Linked DNA regions of Homo sapiens: region 2 is linked to region 1. The links are chromatin loops, found by intact Hi-C in ENCODE. Cell type or tissue: GM12878. All regions are shown on one strand. Each heading gives the region's core, and the rest is flanking DNA. Links, peaks and the distances in the headings are about the cores only.

The links. Peaks named below come from ENCODE experiments on the same cell type or tissue, not always from the same donor. Only the 100,000 strongest peaks of a DNase experiment are listed, where the experiment ranks them.
Region 2: it touches region 1 in a loop (2.3-fold over the local background); 11 of 110 quality-filtered maps call a loop at or near these places.

Annotation. Positions count from the first base shown.
Region 1 is chr11:22,549,652-22,557,927 of GRCh38, forward strand. No RefSeq gene overlaps it. Among named protein-coding and RNA genes, the nearest start is that of LINC01495, 62 kb to the left of the region's middle. In GM12878, for the core only: no CTCF peak of the experiment used is centred there; a DNase peak (open chromatin) is centred at 4,720.
Region 2 is chr11:22,776,819-22,785,094 of GRCh38, forward strand. The region is part of intron 7 of GAS2 (growth arrest specific 2); the gene reads left to right. Among named protein-coding and RNA genes, the nearest start is that of LINC02718, 48 kb to the right of the region's middle. RefSeq lists enhancers at 4,404-4,453, 4,484-4,533. In GM12878, for the core only: no CTCF peak of the experiment used is centred there; a DNase peak (open chromatin) is centred at 4,336.

The DNA.
Region 1 (8,276 bases), core at 3,694-6,193:
CTCACCTTACTGACTAATCAATTATAGGACTCATTGAATCGTATGAGAAAGTATATGGGGTTCTTGATGCATCTAAAGTGAGGATAAGAGAGTATTTTACTGACAATAAAGGAAAATAAAAGACCACACTCACAGAATACTTACTCTGTGCCCAACATTGTTCTATAAAATGTAAGTACATTAAATCTAAAGTTCTCAAAAATCTCATGCATTTGAATTGCCCCCACTATATAGATAAGAAAAATGAGATTTAGAGAGGTGAAATAATATCCCCAAGGTCACATAACTAGTAACTGGCAGAGCCGAGATGAAGCCCAGCAAACCTGGATCCTCTTTTTCATCAAGATATCTCACCTCTCACCATGAGGGCCGGAGGAGAGAAAAAGGAGAAACAGTTTTCCAGTGTTCCCGCTCCTCTTCCACCTTCTCGAAGCTGAGCTGAGGCAGAAGTCCATCCACTTTTATTTAGAGCAGTGAAACAGTGAATTTAGTTTTCTGATCACTAACATTCTTGATCCCCACAGGGCCTTACTATCAGCTCCATCTCATGAACAATAGTAAGGAAGAGTTGGAAGAAAGTCCTGAAAGCTTCCCTTATTCTCTGACATCCCCCGGGAAGATGCTAATAAACCTCATTTCTCACAGCTACTTTTTGTTGCCCATTGGCTCATTTTTCATCTGATTTCTGCATTCTTAGCATGTCACTGTTTTTGAGATGGTAATCTATGTGAAAGCTTTCAAAGGAAAAAAAAAACAGCCACTATCCATTTTGTGTGTTGTTTTCCTTCCCTGGAAACTTACTTTTGAGACCCAAATGTTTGGAAAAAAAAGGTGATCAGAGAATAAAAAATCATAAACATTCTGAATATATAAACCAAGAAAATAAAGTGTGGGTTTGGGAGGACTGAGTGCTATGGCTTTGCAATGTTTCATTTTAATGGGTCCTGGGCTTCTACATCTAAGGGCTGACTGATCATGTCTTCTTTTTTTCTCTTTTTCCTTAACAGGTTTCCCTAAATATTTGACCCATAAATCAAATTGCTATAACATTAATTATTTTTGACCTTTGGTGTTAATTGTCAAAAATATCTCCTGCTAAAAATTACTGCAACACTAACCCTTTCTGGTTGGTACTGGTACATGAGTAGGTGAATGGCAGTTTCTTACCTTCTATGGTTTTATGAAGGTTAGAAAGCCAACATCACAACCCACACACACCTAAGCTAAAAAATATGGCTCCAAGCTGGAAGACCCAGTTTCCTCCGTCTCTACCAACACTGTTCTGGGTCTGCTGATGCCTCCTCTACCCTCCATTATTCAGGAGCAATCTTTCAATTTCTGAGCCAGTACTGGGGATGTTAGAGGAGAATGAAGGAAGGTAACTACTATGATTAACTTTGAGCATTAACAGTGTGTCAGGTAGTTTGTTAGGCATTATTCATAAGATAAACAGTATCAGCTCACTTTTTACAGATGATAAAAAAAGAACACAGGAAACAGTTAAACAGTGTCAGAGACTAATGGGACTAAGAATTATGCCATCACTAGGACAACCATAGAGCCTGGTTTTCCAAAGACAGTTCCAGGTTACATTTGACATTAATTATTATGTTAATTATTAATAACCCATCCTTTTACTCTCTAATGTGAGTTATAAGTTCACCTAATTATCCTTACTTGAACTGGAGTACGGTGGCACCAGCAATGCTTCTGGGTCTTCACGTCCTTGAACCTCTTTTTACCTCCTACCTAGAGTCTTATTTGCTTCCAGCCAGACGGTAGGTCTCACACAAAACAGGATGGCACCTAGATGTTCGTGTAGACACTAAATTATGGTTTTTACTCATCCTGGATTGAGCTAACTTTTAAACCTGAGCATTGGCTAGTTTGTACCACAACAGTTTCTGTTAGTTATCCTATCTGGTAGTCAAACCTTCTGTAAAACTAGGAACCTGTTTTACCCTGTTGGAGTTCAAGTAATCTTACTAAAGATCTGGACCAAAACCTTGACAAGGGACTAAAATTAATTCCCTATTGCCCTGGAAAAATTTGGGCAACATTTTTCATATGCACAAGACCCTCCTGCTTTTAGTTGCAGTCTGACCCTTCTGCTTTTAGTTGCAGGTGTAAAGGTGAAGATCCTATACTACCACTGGAAGAAAAGTCCCTCTGTATGTCAGCAGGGTGATACAAGGGGTTGTAAACACCAAAATGCTAATGAGATCTTGGGCTACTATGCAATCATTATATCTAAATACAGGATGTGACAGGCTCATTCTAATGCTACTGATCAAAAATATCCTAGGAAATTCTCTTTTAAGGAGAAGGGACCCTTAGGATATTAAGATGATCAAACAACATATAAGGAATTCTTTCATTCATTCAACAACTATTGAGTGTCTATTATGTACTAAGCACTGTGCCAGTGCTGGAGATACAGAGTTCTCTGTTCTGTAGAGAAGAGTCTAGCAGGGGACTGTCATGGGCTGAATGTTTTGTTTACCTTCCCAAATTCATACTTGGAAGCCCTAACATTCAATGTGATGGTATTAGGAGGTGGGCTTTTTGATAATTAATTAGGTTTAATTGAGCTCATGAAGATGGAGCTCCCATAAAGAGGCCTTATTATTAGCTTTCATGAGTTCCCTTATTATAAGAAGGAAAAAAATACCCCAGATATTTCTCTCTTTGCCATGTGAGGACACAATGAGATGGTGGCTTTCTGCAAGCTAGGAAGTGGACTCTCACCAAATAGTGAATTTTCCTGACTTTGATCTTGGCCTCCCAACCTCCAGAACTGTGACAAATAAATATCTGTTGTTCTAGCTACCCAGTTATGGTTTTTTGTTATAGCAGCTCAATTTGACAAATACGTGGACACAAGCATTCATCTAGCAGTCACACAGATATAGAATTACAGACCACAGGAATAATAAAAAATGTACACTGTGCTTTTAATAGAGTATATTGGGGGCCCCTTGGGCAGTACATGAGACTGCTTCTCTGACGATATGACAAACTGAGCCCTGAGGGACTGGTAACAGTTAACCAAGTAAAGGATGAGGTAGCCTTTCAGGATGGGGAAAGTGAATGCACTGAGGTCTTAAACCAAGAGGGAGAAACCCATCAGCTGACTGAAAGAAAAGCTAAGCCAAGGAATTTGAATATGTAGTCTAGAGAAGAGTGGGGTATGGTGGTGGGATGGGAATGGGGTGAAGTTGAGCAAGGTGAGAGTTCCAGATAACTTGTCCTATGGAAGAGGGACTAGACTGAGACAGTTCCATTGTGTGAAAGCTATAGAATGATATTTTAATTTAAAATATGGAAAACGTCCTGCTTCTTGAGTCAGTGTTTTGAAGGCAGTAAGCGTCTGTCTCTAGATCCATTTGCATGGAGGCTGTATCACAACTTGGTTAGAATTTTGTAGAGATGATTCAGAGTGTTGGAAATGCTGAATATTTAAGTCCATCTCATTTAGGAGATTTTGTGAATCACTTACTTTCAGTTAAAAAGAAAAAGCTAGTCCTCAGGGGTAAATATCTGATGAAGGTACATACTATTAAAAATTCCCCAAAGACAAGAGAATCTTGGAAATTCTTTTCCAATAAGACAATTGCAAGCTTTTAAGAAACATCAGTCCTGCTATACTTATAGAGTCCTGAAAATACAGCATTTACATTTTTAAAAAGCCACCAGGACATTTAATTGTATTGTGCTTCACTTTACTGTGATTTGCAGATATTGCTTTTTTAAAAAAATTGAAGGTTTGAGGCCATCTTGCTTTGAGCATGTCTATCTGCACCATTTTTCCAATAGCATGTGCTCACTGTGTGTCTCTGTGTCACATTTTGGTAATTCTTACAATATTTCAAATTTTCTCATTATATCTATTATGATGATCTCTGATCAGTGATTTTTGGTGTTACTGTTGTTACTTGTTTGGGGACACTGCAAACCATGCCCATGTAAGACACAATGAGATGTTGGGGAACTTAATCCCTAAGTGTTGTGTGTGTTCTGACTGCTCTGTGGGCTGGCTATTCCCCCATCTCTCTCCCTTTCCTTGGGTGTCCTTATTTCCTGAGATACAACAATATTAAAACTAGCCCAATTAATAAACCTATAATGACCTCTAAATGTTCAAGTGAGATGAAGAGTTGCACATCTCTCACTTTAAACCAAAAGCTAGAAATTATTAAGCTTAATAAGAAAAGTATGTTGAAAGCTGAGATAAGTGGAAAGCTAGGCCTGCACCAAATAATTAGTCAAGTTGTAAATGAAAAGGAAAAGTTGATGAAGAAATTAAAAAGGCTATTCCAGAGAACACAGAAATTGTAAGAAAGTGAAACAGCCATATTGCTGATATGGAGAAAGTTTTAGTGATCTGGATAGAAGATCAAACCAGCTACAATATTCCCTTAAACCAAAGCCTAATCTAGATCAAGGCCCTTGCTGTCTTTAATTCTATGAAAGTTGAGAGAGGTGAGGAAATAGTAGAAGACAAGTCTGAAGCTATCAGAGGTTGGTTCATGAGATTTAAAGAAGAAAGACATCTCCATAACACAAAAGTGCAAGATGAGGCAGCAAATGCTGATGGAGAAGTTGCAGCAAATTATCCAGAAGATGTAGTTAAGATCATTTACAAATGTGGCTACATTAAACCACAGATTTTTAATGCAGATGAAGCAGCTTTCTATTGAAAGGAAATGTCACCTAAGACATGCATAGCTAGAGAGAAGAAATCAATGCCTGGCTTCAAAGCAGCCATCAACATGGAAGTGAAACTCTTCACCAGCACAAAGATGACTCAGTGACAGCTCAGACAATTGTTAGCACTTTTTAGCAGTAAAGTAATTTTTAATGAAAATATATGCATTGTCTTTTTAGACATAATGCTATTGTACACTTAATATACTATAGTATAACTTAAACATAACTTTCATACATACTGGGAAACCAAAAAATTCGTGACTCACTTTATTTCAAGATTTGCCTTGTTGTGATATTCATTTTATTGCAGTAATCTGGAACCAAACCCATGATATCTCTGAGGTATATCTATCTCTTTTTCATTGCTGTTTCCCTCTAAAAGAGATGTCAAAACATGGAAAATCTTGCTGATTGTCTGTGATTGGTGTCAACAACATGCATGCATCTCAAGTGTGATGAGGAAACAAGAGTATGAGCGCATAGCATCAATCTGTCCCTACAAAATTGTAAGCGTTTATTCAACTGTTGAATACCCATGTTATCAAACTTAAAATTATAGATTGCCATAAGGACTTTGCAAGTAGATCTGTTTTGATAAGCCTATTCTTTCTTTCTAATTCACATGCTTTTTGTTTGGTATTTTTAAATGATCTGGGATTTCTAGAATTTTCTTTGATTGTGAATGATAAGTGTACAGAGCCAGACTTGCTGGACCGCCCATTCAGTTATTGCCGTATCAGGGAGCTCTTTCTCTTGGAAAAAAAAAAAACGCAAGGAAAACAAAAAAGTAATATTTTTATTATAAAGCACAACACTGCCTTATAATAAAATAGAATTGATATAAAATACATCTTAACCAGTTGTTACAGCCAATTTTAAAGAACTTCTCTTTGTATGCAAATGTGTTTCCGCTAACTCCATGCAAAAGCCCTGTGTGCCTTTTATAGATTCCCATAAACATTTCTGCAAACCAGACTTTGGTTTTTACAGAAACATGACACGTTTTAAATGCCTCCTAGCCACACACGTGTGAAATACACACACACAAACACACACACACGGACTAGTCTGAGGCCATACCTAGTTTATATCATCCTTATTCATTGAGGGCCCAATCACCTGAAAATGGCTGAGATATTTTTTTCCCTGGCTCTTACATCATAGGAGACACAGGTTTAGATTCTGTTGAAAGAGAGGAAAAATCAAGTATTTTCCATGCAAATGTTTTGCTTCTATACATTTTGTTTTCCCTGTATCTCTTTTACTGAGAGAGCTTCTTTAAAAGTCTCAGATACCTTGAAATTCTCTAGAAGTTCTCAGTAAGTAAGCTAATGAATCAAAGCACCTTAAGATGACCTTCATTGCCTTTCTTATAACGTTTCCTGTAAGCCTATATCCACATCAAGCTCCATATAAAATGTAAAGTTTTATTTAATCAGAAAATCTCTTAAAATATTGTCTTAAATTTCTAGCTCAGAGGTAGTACTGAGGATGCAAAGATAAGTGTAATTTTGCTGTTTTGGGGCAGCTTCCTGTAAGGAAAGAATGGCAAACACACGATAGTTAAATGACACACAGTGGCAAATACTAATGGAAGTACAGTATGAATAATATGCATGCCAGAGATTCTTAATCCTTTTTGGGTCATGGACCCTTTTGAGAAAATGATGGTCTAAATTGTTTAGCTGTTGCTATGTGACAAATATTTGCCTGATTGCTTAGCAGCTCAAAACAATGAATATTTATTATCTCTTAGAATTACTGGAGGTCAAGAATTTGAAAGTGGCTTAGCTGGATGTTCTGGCTCAGGGTCTCTCATGAGGTTGTAGTAAAGAGGTCAATTGGGGCTACTATGAGCTGAAAGCTTGACTGGGGCTGGAGAACATGTTTTCAAGATGGCTCACTTCACATGGCTATTGGAAGGAGGCCTCAGGGGGTTCTCTACAGGCTATCTCAGAAAAATTAATTTTTTAAACACATGGCTTCTTCATAGAACTGATCATGATAGGACAGTTGGCTCTCCTCAGAGCAAGTGATCCGTGAAGTAGATAAAGAAGAAAGCCAAAATGCTTTTTATGACCTAGCATTAGAAGTGACATACTACCCTTTATACAGTATTCCATGTGACCCTACAAAATGTGGAAGACTACAAAAGAATATAAATACCAGGAGGCAGATATTATCAGAGAACATCTTTAGGGTTGACTACCACATTCTCCTGGACCTCTTCCCAGAAGAATGCCTCACAGACCCTGGGTTAAGAAACCCTGTAAGAAAAGAGGTCAAAATAAATGACAGTGCATGGAGTAGCTAGAAAGCTTTTGCAAGAGATTAATCAGTGGGTAGAGCAGGCAGGTGGACACTCTAAGAAGGTGAAACAGGAAAAGCACAAACACATGAAAAAAGTCGCCCTGTATTTGGGAAACAACAAGCAGCCCAAATGATTAAAGTATAGGGAGAAGAAAAGATATGAGTGTGGATCAGATCACAGAAGACTTTAAAAGCCACAGGGAGGACTGTGACTTTTATTGTTCATTGTGGAGACCCTGTGAAGTTATGCAAGGACCTGATTTACAAAACCCAATTTATATTTTATAAAGATCATTCTGGTCATATGTGGAGATAGAAAGCACAGAGATCAATTGGGAAGCTATAACGCCAGTACAGAGACAGAAAATCATAATGATGTGATCTGGGGCATAAACAGTGGGAATGAAAAGAAGAGGTTGTTTCCAAGAAGTTGTTTGGAGGTAAAATGTATAAAAATCGGCAATTAATTTGATGTGGGAAATGAAAGAAAATAATACGTGAGTGAAGCTTATGAGCTGTTGCTTTGGACAACTAAGGAAGTGAGTTAGTAGAGGCTTTAATTGCGAGATGAGAAAGTACAAATACGAGTTTAAGGTGTCTTTGGAATGTGCAGGTAGCATACTTGTTAAGTATTTTCCAAAGCATATTCACTGAAAACTAGACATGTAAAAACTTCAAAAAAATAAGTTTCCATGATTAAAAAGGCTTAGGAAATAGTGTGAACATTATGCCCTAGAAAAAATTTACAATGCACACCAATGTATTAAAGATCAAAGGGGTTTTGATTGTTTTGTTTTCTCTAGTAGAAAGAACCATATATTTTCAAGGTAATGTTTCACAAATGTATTTGACAATGGAATCTTCCTTTTTGGCAACCTCTGTTAACATACTGTAAATCTAGCTTTCTGCATAGTAATTTAATTTGTAACAATTTAGTTTGCCCAACTCATCACTAAATGTCCAGCAAAATTGCCAATAATGACACTCTAAAAATGCAGTTAACCTATTTTTTAGCTTCACATAAATCATAATGAAGTTTTTCAGAAACAATTTTAATTTGAAGTGACAAAGAAAACCAAACTGATTTTTATTCTTTTAGGTTTTTCAGTATTTTCAATTCCATCATTATAACTAATACACAGTCAGAGTTTTTAAACTATGTAACAATGTTGTAACTTCAGCTACAAAATATATACTAGCTATAAAATTTACCAAGATTTAGTCTAATACAACAATTATCTATTGCTATATAACAA
Region 2 (8,276 bases), core at 3,312-5,811, 230 kb after region 1:
CACTTAGCCTTGAGAAAATGTAACATTGGTTAGTGTATGTTTTTTGTATGCTGACCTGAAGTGTGTGGACAGTGTTATATGTTAGTTTCTAAACTGGCCTCTCAGCTTGGCATTCTTCTGTAGCTGGCATGTCATAACTATTGAATTACCATTTTATGAGGATCAGGAAAGTTAAAAGAGAGTGCAGCTAGGAGTCCAACAGGAGGTGGCTCAGATTGATAATTTGCTTTCACAATGCATAAAAACTTCCTATATGGAAAACATTAGCTGAAGGAAAAGGAGAGGCGTACTTGTGAATCTCAAGTGATCTCTCTAAGATTTGTAAGACGAGTTGTTTTATGTGTACTGTAGTTGTTGTTAAATCCTAAGCCATACAACAAATTAAAGAGTACAAGTTTATCAACAATACTCTGTGCCATTTGGCTCCCTTGGTTGATGCATGTGGAATAATCTGTCAGACAATAGGCATTACCTCTTGTATATAAGGAACTGGATAGAAGCCATGGCTTCAGACCTCAACGATCAGTTTAAGAAAGACTCAAGAGTTAATTACACAAATAAAATAAGACAAAATGAAAAGTTCCATGAAGCAGCATTATTTAGAGTACATATTCATTCAACAAAATTTTGCTGAGTACTTATAATGAGCTGGGTATTTTTCTAGACACTGATGAATTGTGACAAGTAGGATCAATATGATATAGATTTATCTGGAAAGCTTTCAAAGAGAAGGTAGAAATTCACCAGTGTCCTGAGAAGTATGTGGGATTTTAATTTGAGAGCACCATTTTAAAGGGTAAGCATGGCAGAGGAATAGGAAGAACTCAAGGGCTCTTCAAACAATGAATACAGTTAGTTTGATTGGAGATTATGTAGAGAATTCCAGCAGGAATAATGTAAGAAAGGTAGGTTGGGGGCAATTGTTGGAGGGCCTTGATAAATCCAAAAACTTTGGCATTTTAACCTGAAGGCATTACACGGCAATTGGAGATACTGAGCAATAGCATGGTACATTGAAGTTTAAGCCAATTAATCTGGCAGAGGTTTGTATATACAATTGTAGGTGGAGCAGAAAGAAACCAAAGGCAATTCTGCCAATTAGGAGGCTATTTCAGTTGTTCATATGCTATGTGCATTCACAAAAATGGTAGAGAGAATGGGAAAATGATGAACAATGTTAGTGGTATTTTGGGGGTAGACTTAATTGGCTATTAATGGAATAGAGGGAAGAGGCGAAGAAGAAACTAGAATTTTGAAAATAATGATTTCTTAAAACAAATTACTCCTCCCCTAGAAAAAAATTTAGTTGAAAAGTAATCTTTCCAGCTTAAAAGAGTTTTCTCAGGTCAAATGATTCTGCTGTCCACTTGCTATATAACCTTGATCAAGTTATTTAAAATCTCTGTGACTCATCTATAATGTGAATTATAATGCTACTCAGTTTTAGAGGGCTGATTATTCATTCAGCCGATATTCCATAAATTATTGTCTAGCTCCTGGGAATAGGGTGGTGAATGAGACAAGGTCCCTGCTGTTAAGGAGTATATTTTCTGATGGAGACAGATTCTTTCTCAGTAAGCAAATATACAGGTAATTTTGAGTTCTAATAAATGTTAGAAGGAAACATTTGATTCAATGTAGAATAATAGGGTTCAGGAGGGGTTACTTTGGGTAAAGCTTGAAGAGATGGCCTCTCCAAGGAAGTGATATTTGAAGTGAGATGTAAATGATGAGAAGGAGCCAGGCTTGCGAAGAGCGGGAAAAGCAGTTTAGAGGTAACAGGAAGAGCAAGTGCAAAAGTTGGCTTATTTGAGGAGCAGTATAGCAGATTTTTTAGGAAATGCACACCTACAAATGTAATACTTAATTGTCAGTCTGTAGGTAGAAATCATAGCAGATTTAAAAGGGTCACATGCCCTCTAGTGTCCTCTATGCCTTATTTAATCCTGTTAATAGGCTTTTCCAAGTGCCATGAAGAATGTTGAAACTGTGTATGTGTGCATTTGTTCTGTGAAATGCATTAATATTTCTTTATGTAGGAAACAGAATTCTGAGAAGGCAGCTTCTGTTGAAGGGGGATATATTTATTTATTTTTGTAAATGAGAAGGAATGGAAACAGAGGGGAACAAGAAGTGTTCTGTTGAAAGGGATGACTTGCATATTTTAGTTTGGTCTGTTCATTCTTACATAAACTAGGGCAAAACAATGATCCCATTAAGTTTTTTGTTTTTTTTTTTTTCTCTTCAGTGTTTTTCTTTTTTGGGTTTAAAATAAAGGAAAAAAAATAGAATCAGGGAATACTTTGATTCTGTTGTGTGGGTTGAAATTCTATCTCTCCACCCACAAAAAAATTCTGAAAAATGGGTCTTGGAATTTTTTTCTTCATGAGTCCTAGTCATCGCCCTCATTTTGTGCCCATCTCCCTAGTTTTGGAGATGATGGAGAGACAATAGAGAATAGAGTGAAAATGTGGGGATGGTGCCCACCTCCACACCTATGTCTGAGTTCTTGTTTGTTCTGTAGCCATATTGGTCTTCCCTTCTTTCAACACAGTGTGTTGTTTCTTGTTCAAGGGCCTTTTGAAATACAATGCCTCAGCTGGGCGTGGTGGCTCACGCCTGTAATCCCAGCACTTTGGGAGGCCAAGGCAGGCACATCACTTGAGGTCAGGAGATCCAGACCAGTCTGGCCAACATGGTGAAACCCCATCTCTACTAAAAATATAAAAATTAGTCAGGTGTGGTGGCATGCACCTGTAATCCCAGCTACTTGGGAGGCTGAGACAGGAAAATTGCTTGAACCTGGGAGGTGGAGGTTGCTGTAAGCCAAGATCGTGCCACTGCAGTCCAGCCTGGGCAACAAAGAGTGAAACTCCGTGTCAAAAAACAAAAAACAAAAAAAAAAACCAAACAAACAAAAAGAAAGCATTACAGTAACTCTTTCTGGAATGTACCTCCTTTCTCTATCCATTTTCTAACATCTCATTTTAATTTTTTTTAGTGGTTACTCCCAATGTCCTGTCCTACAACCAACCAACCTTCCTCCCCAAATTAGGCCACTGTTAGATTAGGTCTCCCTTTTAAGGGATACTGATCCCAAGCACCCTGTAATTTTCTTTCATGACATTCATGATGTCATAATCTTTGCTGTGTTTTCTTCCATTCTTTACGCTTTTGACCTTAAGAGTTGACTCGGAGTTGATTGTTGCTCTCTTCCCAGTGTGGTGTACTCTCTAGTACATTGCGTAGTATATACGAGTTGCTTAATATTTATTTATCAAATGAATTGAGCTAAAACAAACAGGTACTGTTTAGACATAATACAGGATTTTGGGAAGTTGGGGAACTCTGAAAAATAGAAAAGTAATTTCACTAGCTAGGGTTGAGATTAGCTATGAGGGCTGGACGTGGCTCATGCCTGTAATCCAAGCACTTTGGAAGGCTGAGGCAGGTGGATCACGAGGTCAGGAGATCGAGACCATCCTGGCCAACATGGAGAAACCCCGTCTCTACTAAAAATACAAAAATCAGCCAGACGTGGCGGCATGCACTTGTAGTCCCAGCTACTCAGAAGCCAGAGGCAGGAGAATTGCTTGAACCTGGGAGGCAGAGGCTGCAGTGAGCCGAAATCGTGCCACTGCACTCCAGCCTGGGCAACAGAGCAGAACCACCTTGGACCATATGTGTCTGAGACCTACCACTGTCTCTCTTTCTGGGCAACAGAGCAAGACTCTGTCTCAAAAAAAAAAAAAAAAAAAGATTGTAAGATTTTTCTATTAGTAGCAGAAACCAATCAAGCAGTAGTTACTTAAAGAAGGTAAAAGATTGCTTCTTCATCATAAAATTCCAGAGTGGTTTGATGACTCTGCTCCTTGAAGTCCCCACAGACTCAGTTACTCCAGCTCAATACTTTGCCATCACTGGTGGTAGGTCTCAGACACATATGGTCCAAGGTGGTTCTGTGTCTCAGGCAAAAAAATGGAGAAAAAGATGGCTTTTATAAGGAATAGAATGTTTTTCTGATGAAATGTATTGATTTGGAAACAGCTTAATCCTAGATTCAGGATTAAATTCAATCAGCCTTCTATGTCTGTAAATTTCAAAAAGTATGATAAAGTAAATGTGGTTCATAAATTTTAAAAAGATAATCACAGCATCTTGACCATTTACAAAGCAAAGCATTCTGAATTAGGGCATTTGACCTCATAACATCCCCCCAGACTAGATAGATTAAGAGGTGAGAACCTGAGAAAAAAAGCAGATCAGAGTAGAGGCAGACAATTTGCTTAATTACTGCAGCAAAACCGGAAGTTGCAGAGTGGCAGAGTCTGCTGTCCTTTGGCAAACAAGGGACAGCCCACACACACTACAGACATCCTGTGGTCCACACTCTATGGTCACTTAGCAACCAAGAGGAGATTTCTTTGTATTCTGAGCTATTCACTGAGGTGGGGATGGGGGGTCTCCTAGAAGGCCCTTCAGAACTAGGCCACGTGGAGAGTTAGATTAAATGAAACTCAAGGGTATTATGGCTTTTCTCACAGAATATCTATTTCCTGACATGTTCCCGCCTCTGCTACTGAAGCAGGTCATGTATGAGTGCAGCTGCCACTCAGCCTGATTCAGACTTTTCATTCACAGGTTTAATTAAAATTTCTAGCAAGCACCATCTATCATTTCTCTTTTGTAATTTTTCTCTCTGAGAGAAACAAGTTCAGTGCTCATGATCTCTTGCATGGTTATGGTGCCTTTCTTTCTATAGGAAGAGATTAGTAACCTCTTTAACAACTTATAGATTTTCACTGGGAACCTTGATTGAAAGAAAATCATAATTGTTAGTCTGTGTTTGGAGCTAAAGATAATGTGGGTAAACTCCCTGAGGTTTATTATGGTACTCGGTGTAACACATTATAAGGTCCAAAAAATATTATATTTTTTGGAATTGTTTTTTATGATACTGTAATGTAACAAAGCAGTTCCCCTCTAGGACTGTCTAGATCCCTGGGTCTTGTGCTTATAAAAATTGGGATTCATAGGCTAATTTCAGTGTTTTAGAAAGACAATGGAACTTGAACCTTTACCAATGGCTATGTTGCATGGACTCACCAGATACCATGCTTTCGGCCAAATTAATATAAAAATTGTTTCTTTATACTAATCAGTTGATGGTCTGCATTTCATGTATATGTTTTTTATTAGTTAAAATGGGGACCAAGTTATTTACTAATGAATAACATTTGCTGATAAAGTCTTTCAGCACTGTGTGTGTGAAAAATAATGCAAATATTGGAAGGAATTGTAAGATGGAACCCTGGTACTGACTGTTTTGTCACTTTGAGTAAGTTATGCAACTATTGTGGGAATGAATTCCCTCATCTATATAAAGGGGATTAATAGTATTAATTAGACAGATTTGTTGTGAGAGCTAGAGAGGACAGCCTCTTAATGATGGAGAGTTATCATCAGCAACAGAAGCAGTAGTAGCATCATTATCATTATTTTTCTTTCGAAACCAGAAGTTTAAAAGAAAAATAAAGTTAAGGGGTTCCTTAGTTGTGAACCAATTGGAAAGTACTGTGTTTTTTCTTTCTTTTTCAACTTTTATTTTAGAATCAGAGAGTATATGTGTAGGTTTGTTACAAAGCTATATTGCCCAGTGCTGAGGTTGGGGTATGACTTGAACCCATCATCCAGGTAGTAAGCATAGTATCCAACAGGGAGTTTTTCAGCTCTTGCCCCCACATCCTTTTCCCCTCTAGTAGTCCCCAGTGTCTATTGTTCTCATCTTTATGTCCACATGTACCCAGAATTTAGCTCTCCCTTATAAGTGAGAAAATACAGTACGTTGTTTTCTATTCCTGTGTTAGTTAGGTTAGGGTAATGGCCTCCAGCTGCATCCATGTTGCTGCAAAAAAAAAAAAAATAATAATAATAATGTGATTTTGTTCTTTTTTTTTTTTTTTTTTGGCCGTATAGTGTCTACGTACCATGGTATATATGTACCATATTTTCTTTATCCAATCTACAACTGATGGCCACCTAGGTTGATTCCACGTCTTTGCTCTTGTGAATAGTGCTGCAATGAACATACACATGCATGTGTTCCTTTGGTAGAATGATTTATTTTCCTTTAGGTACATACCCAGTCTTGGGATTGCTGGGTCAAATAGTGGTTCAATTCTTAGTTCATTGAGAAATCTCCAAACTGGTCTTTACAGAGGCTGGACTAATTTACATACCTCACCAACAGTGTGTAAATGTCCCCTTTTCTCTGCAGGCTTGCCAACGTCCTTTTCTTTTTGACATAACAAAGCCATTCTGACTGGTACAAGATAGCATCTCATTGTGGCTTTGATTTGTATTTCTCTGATGATTAGTGATGATGAGCATTTTTTCATGTTTGTTAGCCATTGTTTGTCTTCTTTTGAGAGGTGTCTATTCATGTCTTTTGTTCACTTTTTAATGGGGCTATTTGTTTTTTGCCTGTTGAATTCTTTAAGTTCTTTATAGATTCTGGATATCACACTTTTATCAGAGGCATAACTTGTGAATGTTTTCTCCCATTCTGTAGCATGTCTGTTTACTTCCTTGATAGTTTCTCTTCTTTCGTAGAAGCTCTTTAGTTTAATTTGGTTCCACTTATCAATTTTCGCTTTTATTGCAATGCTCTTGAGGACTTAGCCATAATTTCTTTGCAAAGGCTCCTTATGACTTGCCATATGCTTTTCGTTCCTGTTACCCCACTCCCCAGGCCAAGTTTTCCAGTGACTTTTGAAGTAGTTTGTACAACTGCATAGGGCCTCACTCTGGCCCTTTAAGGATCCCACTTACTTACTTTTTTTGAGTTAGCACCCCTTTGGGAGGAGGGGAAATTCTTCCTTTGCCATTTGTGAGTTTTTACTCCAATCCCCATGTCAAGAAGGATATTTCCTAGGTTTTCTTGTAGGATTTTTACAGTTTGAGACATATTTAAGTCTTTAATCCACCTTGGGTGTTTTTTTGTATATGTGTAAGGAAGGAGTCCAGTTTCGTTCTTCTGTGTATGCTTAGCCAGCCATCCAAGCAGCGTTTATTGAATTAGCGTCTTTTCCCCATTGCTTACTTTTGGCAAGTTTGTCAAAGATCAGTTGATTGTGCGTGTGTGGCTTTATTTCTGTGTTCTCTGTTCTGTTCCATTGGTCTATAGTTCTGTTTCTGTACCAGGACCATGCTGTTTTGGTTACTGTAGCCTTGTAGTATAGTTTGAAGTTGGGTAATATGGTTCCTCTGGCATTGTTCTTTTTGCTTAGGATTGCTTTGGCTATTTGGACTCATTTTGGTTTCATATGAATTTCAGCTTTTTCTATGTGTGTGAAAAATGATTGGTAGTTTGATAGGAATAGTGTTGAATCTGTAAATGGGAAGCAGTGCTGAATGAAGTCAAGACTCAACTGATTCTGTGTTTGTATTTTCTGTTATAAACTATCTTGGGAAAGTAATGATATCATTTAAGGGTTCTGTGTCTTCAACTATGAGAAGGAAAGCTTTGGATTGATGATAGTAAGTTACTAGTAAAGTTAACTAAAGTTCAAGGTACTTTCTAGGTCAGATAGTTCATATTCCTTACCATATACCAACCTCCCCAGGTCTGCTACACATAGTATTGGTTGGCAAGGCATGAATCTTCTGTGACTCTAAATTTCATTATCTGTAGAATGGATATAGAAATAACTGCCTTCCAGGTGATTATACGTTAAGAGCCTGGCATATAATAGTCATTGCTCACAATGTAAATGGTAGCTGCTCACTCAGCCTTTCCCCACAAGCAAGGTTTCATAGGTTTTTTACCATCCTATGCACATTTATTGTATATGCTCCAAGATGACTATGTCGTTCCTCCAATATGAGCCTCAGAATCAAACCCAGTCCTACAAATATGTTCTCATAAGTAGCCTAAATCCTCTGTGTATCTTCCCTCTTCTATTCCTATGTAGAGGCATTCACTTTCATTTCTGAGACATTTCTCCTGTCTCTCTTTCTACCTGGTTTCCCCAACTCATTGTTGCTTTTAACTATAAGATCTGAGGTCATGGTTTAGATTCATTTGAAGACCACTTTGCGTCTTCTGGCATGGCTACAGAAGGTTCCAGTAAACCTGACACAGGCAATCCTGTGGTTAAATTGCAAGGACACCTTCAGTCTTAGAGGACAAAAAGAGGAAAAGGGATAGCAAAAATTCCAGTGTTCCTCCATCACACTAGACATATTCCAAATGTAGAGATTCTGAATGCCAAGAA